Regions from separate parts of the Homo sapiens genome. Here region 1 is linked to region 2. The links are chromatin contacts, found by Hi-C or POLR2A ChIA-PET in ENCODE. All regions are on one chromosome and are shown on one strand. Each heading gives the region's core, a stretch centred on a gene start or an enhancer-like site at or near the end of the contact. The rest is flanking DNA. Distances are from core to core; before and after follow the strand shown. Region 1 has its middle 39 kb from the start of CCDC182. Region 2 has its middle 7.9 kb from the start of VEZF1.

Region 1 (6,397 bases), core at 634-3,133, 210 kb before region 2:
CTGAAAATTTTCCTCTGGTTCAGACCTTCAGTTCAATTCTGAAATCTGCAGCAACCCTATTTGTTTGGGCTTCTCTTCCCTTATCCTAAAAAAAAGACAAGAAATAATATCAAAGCTGGGTCCTCAATCCATGCAGTATGTTAGGAAGGCTCCAAGAGATGAGGTCTGCTTGAAGGCGGGAAATTTGGCATCTATATGGGAAACCCTTTGGAAAACAGCTACAGACCCTTCTGCAAATCTCAGCCCCTCGGCTTTGGGGTATGAAAGAACAGGCCTTGAATTCTAGCTTCGCCATGCCTGACCTGGATGTGTGACCTCAGGAAAGATACCTACATTCTCTGAGCCCCATTTGATTCATTTGTAGGTTAGGGTAGGGGATGGCCATCCAATAAGTGTTGCTAAAAAATACCAGAAATAATTTTTGTAATGTACACTGTGCAATAATTGGCACATTATAGGTTCTCATAAAAGGCATTTTTACTTATCAAATTACATTTTCTGAGCACCCTGATGACGGGAGGGCAGTAAACTGGAATCAGGCACTAATCTAGAAAGGATGGTTAGTCTGTATGTTTTCCAAAGCAAAAAGAATCATGAGTTCTATTTATAGGCTCTGATGCATTCAGCCTTCAAGAAGCAACTCAAACCCAGGCCTCCATCCCATCAGCACCATCCCTGCCCCCTGCCCCAGTCCAGTGTTCCTGACCACAAAAGCCTGAAGCACGCCCTCTCTCCCCTAGACAAGGGGAGCAATCACTGTCAGAACCACTCACTTGATAATTAATCACAAAGGGACCTGTGACATCTCTTCTTCTGTAGTCGAAACTGATATGTTCACTGTTCCCAGATACTGAACTCCCCACGTATTTGGATCTCGTCTCTTCAACTAGATTACAAGTCCCTTGAGGGTGAGGTGCTTCCTTTACTTTTCGCATTCGATAGGAGATTGATACTTGTCGCACTTTGAATTTTTGTGTTTGTTTAGATCTAGTCCACAGGAAGTACAGCTACACTTGGCAGGCGCAGGGTGGAATAGCTGTAGTTCTAAACAGATCAGGACAGCTCTGGGACTGGCTGCTTCCAAGAGGGAAAGGCAAAATGCAAAGAACTCACAGCAGGAGGGGGCTTTCTGTGCCCCTCAATGTGTGGCTCTAACCACATCAGTGGGTGGAGGGCAACGCGATGCTGTCAAATCAGGGACCAGGTTTGTGTCTGGGGTGATGCCAGGACACTGGTTGCTTCCTGCCACCCACAGCTGCATCTGGGAGTCCTGGGCAGCAGCCACCTGGGGAAGCCAGACTTAATCAGGAAGTGTGGGGGCTGTCAGCAGGGGCAAGGGGCCACGCAGCCAAGCCAATTCTGGAATCTTTTGGAAAGAGGAAACATCCGGCTCCTCCTCCCTCACATCTCTGCTTCTGGGTCTGGGCTTGTGGGTCCCAGCTTGGGCTAAGGAGGGCCATGCTCCGGGTGGGAGCAGCTGTGTCCCCACCCCCTCCTTCCCATGCGACTTGAGGCCCTCTGGTCAGGACTGGAGCTGTCACATGCAGCCAGCAGCTGTGGTGGCGCCAGGCTCAGGCACCCACCACATGGCTTCCTTTTTTTTTCTGAGATGGAGTCGCCCAGGCTGGAGTGCAGCGGTGTGATCTTGGCTCACTGCAACCTCCGCCTCCTGGATTCAAGTGATTCTCCTGCCTCAGTCTCCCGAGTAGCTGGGATTACAGGCACGCACCACCCTGCCCTGCTAACTTTTATATTTTTAGTAGAGACGGGGTTTCACCATGTTGGCCAGGTTGGTCTCAAACTCCTGACCTCGTGATCCACCCACCTCGGCCTCCCAAAGTGCTGGGATTACAGGCCTGAGCCACCGCGCCCAGCCCACATGGCTTCCTTTTGATTTGGGGCCTCCCTGGCCAGCTGTGCCTCCCCCGCTACCAGGGCAGCAAATGGCCAGTGGTGTCCTCGCAGAAGGGGCGGAGGAGGGCGGGGAAGGATTAATGCCACCTGCTTCCCTCCTCGCCCTGTTTCATGTGACATGCACTTCAAAGCCACAGGACACTGCTGCCCTTCTTTGTTGCATCCCTGCAGATACGGGAATCTGATTTTCCCAACTAGGAATTTGTATTTCAGCGGTTCTAGTGCTTGGGATCTTAGAAAGAAGCTTGCTCAGAAAGAACTTAGGAAACAAAGCGATGTTTGAGTGCCTGCCCCGCAGCGGATCTACCCGTTCCAGGAGCTGAGCGAGACACCTACCACCTGCCAGACCCAGGGCATAGCCGAGGGCCTTAGCCTGCTGTCCCCACCGGGTCCCCACTATTTTAACACCAACACCCTGAAACCATGGGCCACCACCCCCCACCTCTACCCCGCCCCTACCCCACGACCCTTTCACCAGAGCAGAGGTTTTTCACAAATCTCCATAGAGATAGCTTTGCTAGCAGCAGCAGCAGCAGCAAACTCTGATGCAGAATGAGGAAGGGGAGAGCCTGGGGGTGTGGGTGGCGGGGGAGGGAGTCGTCGCAGTCCGGGAGCCAGGCTCTCGGCGCGTTGGGTCCGCCTCTCGTGACAGCAGAGCGCCCCCTGCTGCCCGAGCCCGGGTGGTGTCGCACAGCCAGGTCGGGGAGGGGGCGGAGCTGCTTCCTGGCACAGCGGGTCGCCCAGACGGGCGGGAAGAGGATGCAGTCTCTCGGTACTGAAGTCTGCCTGCAGTGGCCAAGGTCTGCCGCAGCCCCTCTGGGTTGGGGGCAGTTCTCTAGGGCGTCCTGGTTAGGTCAACGGGGGCTGGTTGGGAACCTGGCTCTACCATGCACCGCCTGCCCCGCTATGGACATATGGTTTAACCTCTGAAGCTTCTGTTTCTTCATTAAATTGAGATCATCAATTGTACCTGCATCACAGTGATGTTTTACAGAGATAATTCATGTAAAGCACATCCTAAGGTTTCAATAATAGTAGCTTATTATTATTGATTCAGCTGACACCTCTACAACTAAGTGATAGAACAACTGAGAGGGTCTGGTAGACAAAAGTCAGGGGATTTGTTTTTTCAAAGCATTTTCATCATTAAATGGATCTGATCTGGTCGCATGGGCACATTTGAGGGACATGCAACTTTGCCTAAAGGGGAAATAAATGCCAGAGATATTCACAGAAACATCAACCACAAACAATTACTGAACACATTGATCAATGCTCTAAGCTGTACAATAAAGAAAAGGGAGGAAAGTTATGTTTAGGGCAGCTCAGCCCTGCATTCTCAAATCTTCCCTCTTCACTGGATATCTATTAACTACAAACATGCTGAAACATCTCCCATATAAGAAAGCAAACAAACAAAAAAACTCCTTGCACCCTATCTCCCTCCAGCTAGCCCCTTACACCGGATGTCTTTCCTCCCCTAGAGGGCCAAATTTCTTGAAACACGCTCAGTGACTCCCTTCCTGTCCTGTTAGCTCTTGAACCCACTTAATCAACTGTCTGTGCCCACTTCACCTTCCCTGCCCTTGTCAAAAACACCATGACCCACACCGTTCATCCCGTGGCTCATTCTCAGGCCTCTCCCCTCCACCCATCAGCGACACTGACGTAGTTGATGGGCAGCTCCTTCCTGATCCTTGAAGCACTTCTTCCTTCGACTCACCCCTGGTTCTCCTCCTACCTCTCTGGCCAGTCCTTCTCTGTCACCTTTGACTGGAAGCTCCTCTTCTCAACCCCCAAACATCAGGACACTCTGGCTCGGTGTCCAGCCTCTGCTGTATCTGTGCGTCCTCTCAGCCTTATGCCTTAACTGCTGCACAACGACGCTGTCCACATGCATATCTCTAGCTGAGCACCTCTCCTGAACTCCACATTTGCATATCCCGCAGCCTCTTCACCATCTGCACTTCGGTGCCCCATCGACATCTAACTTAACATGTCCAAACAGAGCTCTTGATTCCTCTCTCCTCCCTGCCTTTCCCATCGTTTTTTTTCTTCACTGGTTTCTCCTGAGAAATCTTTCCCATCCTAATATGGGTAACTTCACAGTTCTGGTTGCTCAGGTCAAACAGCGTGCTCATCCTTATGTGTCTCTCTTTCACACCTTCCACCAATCCATCAGCAAATTCAATCAGTTTGACCTTCAAGATGTGTCTAGAATCTGCCCACTTCTTGAAATCTCCACTGCTACCCCCAGTCCCAGCCACAGCCATCTCCTGGCTGGGCTCCCAGCTTTCACCCTGTTCCTCTGAGGACATTTCCACATAGCAGAGTCTTTTATGACAACAGCTGAATCGTGTCACTCCTTGGCTTAAACTCTCCAAAGCTTTCTCTTCTCACTAAGAGAAGAGGATGCAGGGTCCTTGCACGGACTCCAGGGCCACATGTGGTCTTGCCCCTGGCTTCTTCTCCAACCTTATCTCCTACCCTCCCCGTGCTCACGTCACTCCAGCCGCACTGGCCTCCTTGCCATTGGTGGAGTGTGCTGAGCATGATTCCGCCTGAGGTCTTTGTCCTTACTGCTCTCTTTTCCTGTAACACTCCGACCCCAGACAACCACAGGGCTCCTTCCCTCACTCCATTCAATCTGTGCTCATTGTAGTAGCAAGGCCTTCCCTGACCACTCTCTATAAGATAGAAACCCCAACCTTTCCCCTTACTGTGTGTATTTTTTCTTCATAGCATGTATCATCACTTGACATAGTATAAGTTTCATAGTTATTTTTTGTCTCCCCCAACTAGATTGTAAGCTCCATGAGAACAGGAACTTTGTTTTGTTCACTGCTGTATCCCCACTTCCTAGTACAGTGCCTGGCACATAGCAGCTGCTCAATAAATATGTGTTGACTGGCCAGGCACAGTGGCCCACGCCTGTAATCCCAGCACTTTGGGAGGCCTTGGTGGGTGGATCACCTGAGGTCAGGAGTTCAAGACCAGCCTGGGCAACATAGTGAAACCCAGTCTCTACTAAAAATACAAAAATTAGCCGAGTGTGATGGTACGCGCCTGTAATCCCAGCTACTCGGGAGGCTGAGGCAGGATAATCGCTTGAACCTGGGAGGCAGAGATTGCAGTGAGCCGAGATTGTGCCACTGCACTCCAGTCTGGGCGACAAAGCAAGACTCTGCCTCAAAAAAAAAAAAAAAAGTGTGACTACAGGAATGAATTAGTCCATACTGACAACCCCCCACTGCCTGGCTAGGAGGCAAAAGATCCAAGGGCAGCTTCAGCACTGACTTCAGAGACATATTCATGACTCTGTGCTTTGTCTTTCACCAATAACCCATTAGATAGGCCTATAACTAGAACATAAGCAATAATGCTTTAGCATTCTCGGTCTCAAAAATATTATGTAAAACCTTTAAAGGTTGTGAGATAACATGATATCTTCCACTTCTGGGCTAGACAATCAGATTTCATTTTTTTCCATCATAGGAACAGAGACAAACTTGTGAAATCATTCACCCCAGATTTTCTCTCTGTTATATCATGTCATCACTTCTATCACTCATTGTTCTAGTGATACATTCAAAATAATGAACATTCAGGGAAATGCCGGCTGGGTCCAGGATGGCCCTGGCTGTTTTTAATCACACTCTTAAATAAAAGCAGAAATGCACCTGACCTTGTAGCATCTTCGGGAGAAAGAGGGTCAATGCTTCTAAATCTAAATCTCCCAACTTATTTCACCTAAAGATCAATTGTAGAATTGTGTGCACTGCAAGAAAGACCAAGAATATACTCAAAAATTGACAGAAGGACAGTGGCTTAGAAATCCACTCTTTTCCACAAATTGCACCCTCCCAGAGTCTATCAACTTCCCAGCCATATGCAATATCACTTTCCTGTGTTCATCTTGCCTAGATGGGGATGCCTTTGGGTGAGTGAGACATCTCCAAATAAGTAAAAGCTGTTTCAACTGGCTCCCACTTCTGTTTATTATGGAGTACCGTGAGCTGCCACCAAGCAGAAGATCCCGCTCCTGATATTCATGGTACTTTTAACTTACCAAAATCATGTCATGTATTATTAATCTCTATGGGAATAGGTGCAAAGCACTGACATCTTCCAGCAACCCCTTGATCCACTTGGTTCTATCCCTAGCCTCTCATGCTAGTTCACCCTTTTTAAGTCTATGTTCTGATTTACTTCTTCTTGGTGCTCTTGGGCCCTGGGAATGCAAAGTCCTTTCTCTTTGGGTCCAAGGTTTACCCCTCAGCCTTCAAATGTTAATTATTCTCCTTGAATATGACCTCATTCTTTCATTCAACAAATATTTGGACTGGATAAACTGATATAAATTCACAATTACCATTAGTGTGCTAAGTACTAAATAGAGATATTTATAAGGTGCCAAGGAAGCCTAGAGCAAGATTACTGGGTGGGGAAAGAATCTAGAAGATGGATTAGGGTTGGGGGCTGA
Region 2 (6,793 bases), core at 1,604-4,103:
TTATCAAGTGAATACTCTATCCAAACTCCAAGAGAAACATCTCCAGTTTTTCTTCAGAGTCAATTTGATCTTCAACTGAGGGTCCCTCCATTCTTGGCAGTGAGAGGAACAGTGAATAATGAAAACAGGTGTTCAGAAACCTATGCAGTATACTCCCTGGGTAAGGAAGGTGAGCAGCAGTGACCTAAGACACTGACATGACCTCATGACTAGCAAGACCAAACTTTGAGAAAGCTGCTCCATTCCAGAAATCAATGCTAACAGATGGCAACACAAGGCCTAGATAAGATCTGGCTTAGGCTCCAGAAAAGGGAATTAACTTTTTAAAGGATGTTTCTTGACCTTGAGAAGTAGAAAGTGCCTAAAGGGCCGATCTGGTGGCTCACACCTGTAATCCCAGCACTTTGGGAGGCCAAGGCAGGTGGATCACCAGGTCAGGAGATTGAGACCATCCTGGCTAACACGGTGAAACCCTGTCTCTACTAAAAAATATAAAAATTAGCCGGGCATGGTGGTGGGAGTCTGTAGTCCCAGCTACTTGGGAGGCTGAGGCAAGAGAATGGCGTGAACCCGGGGGGCAGAGCTTGCAGTGAGCCGAGATTGCGCCACTGCACTCCAGCCTGGGCAACAAACCGAGACTCCGTCTCAAAAAAAAAAAAAAGTGCCTAAAGTTCTACATTCAGTCATCTGGTCCAGGCATAAAAGCAGGTGAAGGGGCCTGCTGCGCTGGTTATTAAAAGCTCTACACATGGACAACAGCTGTACTCAGCATCTACTCTTTAAGCTGTGAATAACACATCAAGCTTACCTGCTGCTGTCCACAAATACTACTTGAAGCACTTCACCCTTGGTTGCCTGAGTAGTGGCAGAAAGCTCTCTGCTAGGCCTGAGGGAAGACCAGAATTCCTAGAGGACAGGATAGATTTTGACCTGATGAACAATTATTAAGGTACACAGGGAAGAATCTAGATTTTTTTCCTTTGAAGTACCTTTGGTCTCTAACAAAGCACACAAGGCTCTATTCAACTAGCTGACAGAAGTTAATTAGCCCTCTACCCCAAGGGCCTGACCCTGCCCTCTGCTAGCTTTTTGTTTTACTGACCTTACCTCCTCAACTTCACCTCCCTCCTCCAGCTGTTTCCTCGTATTTCTGCAGCTTCCTCTTTCTTCCCACCTCTCCTTTCACTTTCTCCCCTTTCATTCAGAAATGAATGCTCAGAGAGCAGATGGCAAGTAGTCAACCCAAGCCAGTGAAAACACTTCCTGAGCACCTGGTACAAAGACCAGAAACACACTGTGGCTGCTGGAATACAGAATACACGTTATCCCTGTCTTTTAGCAGTTCATACTTTAAAGGAGAAAGGCATCATATACTTATTCCTCACATATGAAAAGATATTTTCAGGCCAATTTATTTATAATATGGGACAAAATGATTGTTTACATCAGAACTGATAACTTTTACTACTACAGTAATTTTTCCGTGGCCTCCTACATAGCACATCTAGTGAAACTGATTCTGAAGCCTGATGAAGCCCCATGTATGTTCTATACACTTTAGCTGAGGTGTTAACTCTAATCAGTTAAGAAAAGCACATGAAGAGTCCAAGTTGGTACTACAATGTGTGATTAGTCTTCTCCCGAGAGAACTGAGAAAATTCAGGTAAACTTGACTATTAGAGGGTAGGTTTGGAGTTTGTTCCAGTGATCTCCTTAAAAATGGCTTAGGAGTTTGAGATAAAACTCCTGTGGGAAACAAGGAGAAAGGGATGGGGCACAAATCCACATCTCAAATCAGTAGGTTACTCTTTAGCTGTTTCTCCCAGTGGCTTGAAGAGCCCTGGTAAACACCCAGTACTCGATATATCAAATGGACAGCACTCAGAGACAGCTCAGATACAGCCCCACGTTCAGGCTGTGGTGAGAATTCCAACCCAGAAAGATGTAGTGAAGATTTCCAAAGGCCAGCCAGGACACCCCAGGGACTAACTTCCCAGTTCATAATTTTAATCATCTTGAATACAAAACAAAGACCTCTCTAATGTGGACTCTCCTTAGAAAAATGGCTTGTGTTTAGAATTATCCCAGAACTATTATGGAAGCATGAGTATTTCAGTAAAATAATTACTGAGCACCTACTAAATGCCAGGAGCTGTACTGTCACTGGGGATACTTCTAAGAATCTTCTCTACTGAAGAAACCAAGCCTTGCAAAGAAATAATTATAAAACAGTTACAGACATTTGTACAAAGTGCGTAACGAGCACTGGGAAAGGAAATTTTTAAAGGGCTATTTGCTCATTTGTTTTCATATAAGTGATAGTTTTGACACTGTAGATTACCAACTAGGGTTGCTGAATACAAAAACTGATACCTAAGAGATAGTATGTGTAGGCTAAGTGTAATGCAAACATTTTTATTGGAAACTGGAAGTTACCACACATTGGCTTTTAAAACTTAAAATTCCTAGAGTGGTTCATTTTTGTGGATCTGTTACTAATACAAATTTAAGTGTATACTCAGCTATCAACACAAATGCAGATGTTTTAAACATTTACCCTTTCACAGGTTCTTTTCTATGATTTTTTTGTGGGGCTGCTGTGTAGTTATTGAGTGGCTAGCCAGGCCCCAGCCACTGTGTGACCAGCTGTCCTCCTGTGGGGCCAGCCTCAATAGTAGGGGTCAAAAGAGGGCCAGGGCTTCTCTGAGAGAGCTGGCTGTGCACTGCACACTGGAAAGCCAAGGAGCTAGGCATCCCTCTTTCTTGCTGCCAGGCTCTGGAACATGGCCACTGTGACTAGATGTAGTCCTACTCTAGAACAACCCTCAGCACACAGGGTAAGAACATGGATCAAAGACAGCACCATGGGACACCCTGCTGGCATCTGGTAGATATTACAGGTGTTTCTCACTTGGGTCAGACTTTTCTCCCCGAGGCCTCCCAACTGGAAAAAGCAGGCTGGCTTTAAAAAGCAACGTGATAGTAAAACAAGAATTTCTCACCACAAGATCTGGATTCAAGTTCTGGGCCTGCCCCTTTAACATCTCTGGGCCTATTTCTTCAAACTGCAAAATGAAACTAAATACTACGTGAGAATTAAAATGAGCCACAGTATCAGGACTGGGCGCAGTGGCTCATATCTGTAATCCCAGCACTTTAGGAAGCCAAGGTGGGAGGCCTGCTTAAGCCCAGGAGTTCAAAAAGTCTGAGAAACAGAGCAAGACCCTGTCTCTACAAAAAATATAAAAAAGGTAGCAAGGGTATAAACCTTTGAGGTTACTATTCTAAGAATATGCATGATCTGACTAAAGAACACAGTGTCTCAGATTTAAGCTATGTGGCACACCTGCCTAAGATTTCAATAATGTATTTATTCACAAACATTTATTAAGGTGCAGGTACTAGCATTCTGGACATCTTAGAAGAAATGTCAAAAAGTTTAAAACATAAGACTTTGGGGAGCCGGGCGCGGTGGCTTATGCCTGTAATCCCAGCACTTTGGGAGGCCGAAGCGGGCAGATCACGAGGTCAGGAGTTTGAGACCAGCCTGGCCAACATAGTGAAACCCTGTCTCTACTAAAAATACAAAAAATTAGCTAGGTGTGGTGGCAGGTGCCTGTAATCCCTGCTACTTGGGAGGCTGAGGCAGGAGAATCGCTTGAACCCAGGAGGTGGAGGTTGCAGTGAGCCGAGACTGCGCCACTGCACTCCAGCCCAGGTGACAGTGCAAGACACTGTCTTAAAAAAAAAAAAAAAAAAAACAGCCTTTGCTCTCAGTTTACTATGTAGCTGAAGAAAACAAAGCATACACATTAAACTAGAGAACAGCTTAAGGGCAACATGTCCACCTGCACATATAGCACTTTTTAAAACATGAAGAAAAGCAAATAAGAAACAACGCAATTAGTTCAAGAATGCTTCAGTCATTAGGTGTGATCATGAAGGGGTGAGATTTTTAATGGCAAAAGGAATGGGGCTGCTTATGGGATTTATGATGTGGGGTGTTAAAATGTATGGATGCTGGGTCTCTTGGTTTTGAGAGAATTGTTTAAGCTAGCTGATCCTATAAACCTAAAGACCAGGGTCAGGGTCCTAAAGTTAATGCTTAAGACTCCCAACCCAAGGAATAATATACATGCTATCTAGTCTCTTCACAATACATCGTTATGTATTAATCTCTTTATGAATAGTTACCAACAACAAAAAAACAACCAAAATGATTCCATCCCAAAGAGAAATATGCAGGAATTCTCATTGAGGCAATACCACTAAATTCTGAGGCAACTTAAAGCTTCCTCTGTAAGAAGCTTAAAAGAGAATGACTGAAAAAGGATACCTAGGAGGCAACTATTTAGTCTTTTTGGAGACAATGTCATCAATTCTTGGTGATCTGTACTGAAAGTGTGCACAGCTTACATCAAAACCACTTACTTTGGTCTTACAATTGGTCTTACTTTGCAAGACCAATTCTGGGAGCAACATTTACTTATCCAATTATACTTGGACTTAGGCTAGCATTTAGATTAATTCAAATTTTCTGGCTTCACATCTGAGGAGTTATTAGTATTAAAATACCTTCTCCAATAATCCACCCAGTTAACGAATAGCTTGTGAAACAGACTTCTACAGTGCTTTGCTTTTAGGGAATACTAAATTCTTCCCATCTCGCCCATCAATATTAAAACTGTCAGCACTGCATTTAGCTCATTGGGAAATATAAATATATTCAGTTCCTGGGTCTGTAGAGTTAAAAAATACATGTATTTACCAAATCAACCAGGGTAGGGGAAGATGTGATTGAGAACAGGATAAATTGGAAAGGTAGAATATAACCCATTGTTAACTCATATTAAGGGAGTGACATGTTTTAAGGATCTGGAGTCACTGAAACCAGCTTTAACACTTCAGTAATATGAATTTGGGTACAGACAAAAATGCTGATATGGCAACTGGAGATGGGAAGACAAATCCAAACAGCATCTTGAAGAACTCTATTTGGCAAGTAAACACATCTCTAGGTTAATCTAAATCATAGATGCGGTGGCACCCTGAAGACACAGAACTTGACTATCACCTTGCTGCAAATTTACTATTTTTAGAGTACAAAGGAGCCATTTGAGTTTTCTTTGGAATGTGCTTGTTACACTGCGAACCAACATTTTACATTTCTAGCCTTAAGTTGTGGATGTCAGCCAGGTGCGCTGGCTCACACCTGTATTCCCAGCACTTTGGGAGGCCGAGGCGGGCGGATCACTTGAGATCAGAAGTTCAGAGACCAGCTGAGCCAACATAGTGAAACCCTGTCTCTATGAAAAATACAAAAATTAGCCAGGTGTGGTGATGGGCACCTGTAATACCAGCTACTTGGGAGGCAGGAGAATCGCTTGAACCCGGGAGGCGGAGGTTGCAGTGAGCCGAGATTGTGCCACTACACTCCAGCCTGGGTGACAGAGTGAGACCCTGTGTCAAAAACAAAGACAAAAAAAATGTGAATGTCACTCTTGGTGTTATTTTATAGTTCAAATTTCTACCACCGTTAAGGGTAGAAGACATTCACCCAGCACTTCCCAGTCCTATCTAAAGGTTATACCTTCCCTTTTGCTTGACTGATCCTATAATCTTATGTATTAAGCCTTAATAATTGTTGAAAGCTTATCCCAAAATGACATATAAAGACTCCTCCTCTAATACACAGCACCTGAGGGAACAATTCTACCATGGTTTTTCTTAGCACTTTACAATCTCCAGGTTTAGCACTTTTCTTTCTACAAGGAGAATTCTGAATTTTCATTTGCCTAATTTGTGGCTTCAGAGTGCATCTTCAAAAGTTATTTAAAAATTATCAAAGGGACACCAGAGCTAACATTTACAGGATTAAAGACAGGCTTCAATCTAGTTAGTGCCCTTTCAGCTGTCAATCCAATTTGCAGCAAGACTACTAGTTAACAGTAACTACCTTCTGTAGCTTTCCTTGCTACTTAGTGTTACCTTAGCAGGCAGGGAAATCTCTACTGTGTAAACTTGATTACTTTTCCCCCCACAAGAAGTCCACTTTGTCCACTTTTAGTGCTTTATTCTTTGAAACAGACTGATTTTCTAAAATTAACATTTTAAGGCCAGTTGTCCCACACCTGTCTTCTGGATGACTAAATCCCATCATATGGGCCTAAAAGGTTTAGTATTCTCAATGACAATTTATACTGTAAACAGGAGACAAGTTTGTGTCCTTTCCATTTTTTATAAAAGAAACCTGGGGAGAAAGCGGTGATGGGAATGACAGATACTAAAAGTGTTAAATTTTCAGTAATTTTCAGCTGTTAATATGGCATTAACTACTGTGTCTACTGACTTTTTGATCACAAGACAACCTGCTACTTAAGTGAGGCCTAGAAAATAGAAAACAGCTAAGCTGACACATAAGTAGGATTTTAAGACAAACTTTAAGAACCTCTTAGTAATACTGAGAAGATCATCACACCTGAAACTGTCACTCCATAAAAGCAAACTGCAGGTCTCTAAAAGCATATTCATTTCTTCTAGTTCATAACCAAATTGTTATGTCTAGTTTTCCCCAGCACACCTAACTCCTGTTCCCAATTCTCACATTCATGGCCTTATTATTCCATACCTGATGTACAAGGTAGGCAGAAAAACAAGCAGACTTATGTCTTCAGTATTTTCTTAGTCCCAGAACCTAGATTTGTTACAAAATGAGTGCCTGTAAGGTAAACTCTGAAAACCTAAATGGATGCAAAAGCTGAAAAGGGGAAGAATTTTACACAAAAGATGGGAA

What was found. Hi-C counts contacts between places; a loop is a spot of excess contacts on that map. ChIA-PET counts read pairs that join two places held with the same protein, here RNA polymerase II (POLR2A). Pooled maps may share reads with other maps.
Region 1: a loop to region 2 is called in a pooled map, with 2.6 times the contacts of the local background. The contact joins two enhancer-like sites. A Hi-C loop is called at or near these places in 4 of 50 pooled maps. POLR2A ChIA-PET finds 5 or more read pairs at or near these places in 3 of 52 experiments (A549, PC-3 and activated T-cell).

What each region holds. Positions count from the first base shown.
Region 1 is chr17:57,780,873-57,787,269 of GRCh38, forward strand. No RefSeq gene overlaps it. Among named protein-coding and RNA genes, the nearest start is that of CCDC182, 39 kb to the left of the region's middle. RefSeq lists a silencer at 2,509-2,688. Within about 2 kb of position 1,884, at least 6 of the 41 ENCODE cell types and tissues checked have a DNase peak (open chromatin) inside an H3K27ac peak, as active enhancers do.
Region 2 is chr17:57,992,743-57,999,535 of GRCh38, forward strand. It overlaps a transcript of SRSF1 not described here. Among named protein-coding and RNA genes, the nearest start is that of VEZF1, 7.9 kb to the left of the region's middle. RefSeq lists an enhancer at 2,933-2,982. Within about 2 kb of position 2,854, at least 21 of the 41 ENCODE cell types and tissues checked have a DNase peak (open chromatin) inside an H3K27ac peak, as active enhancers do.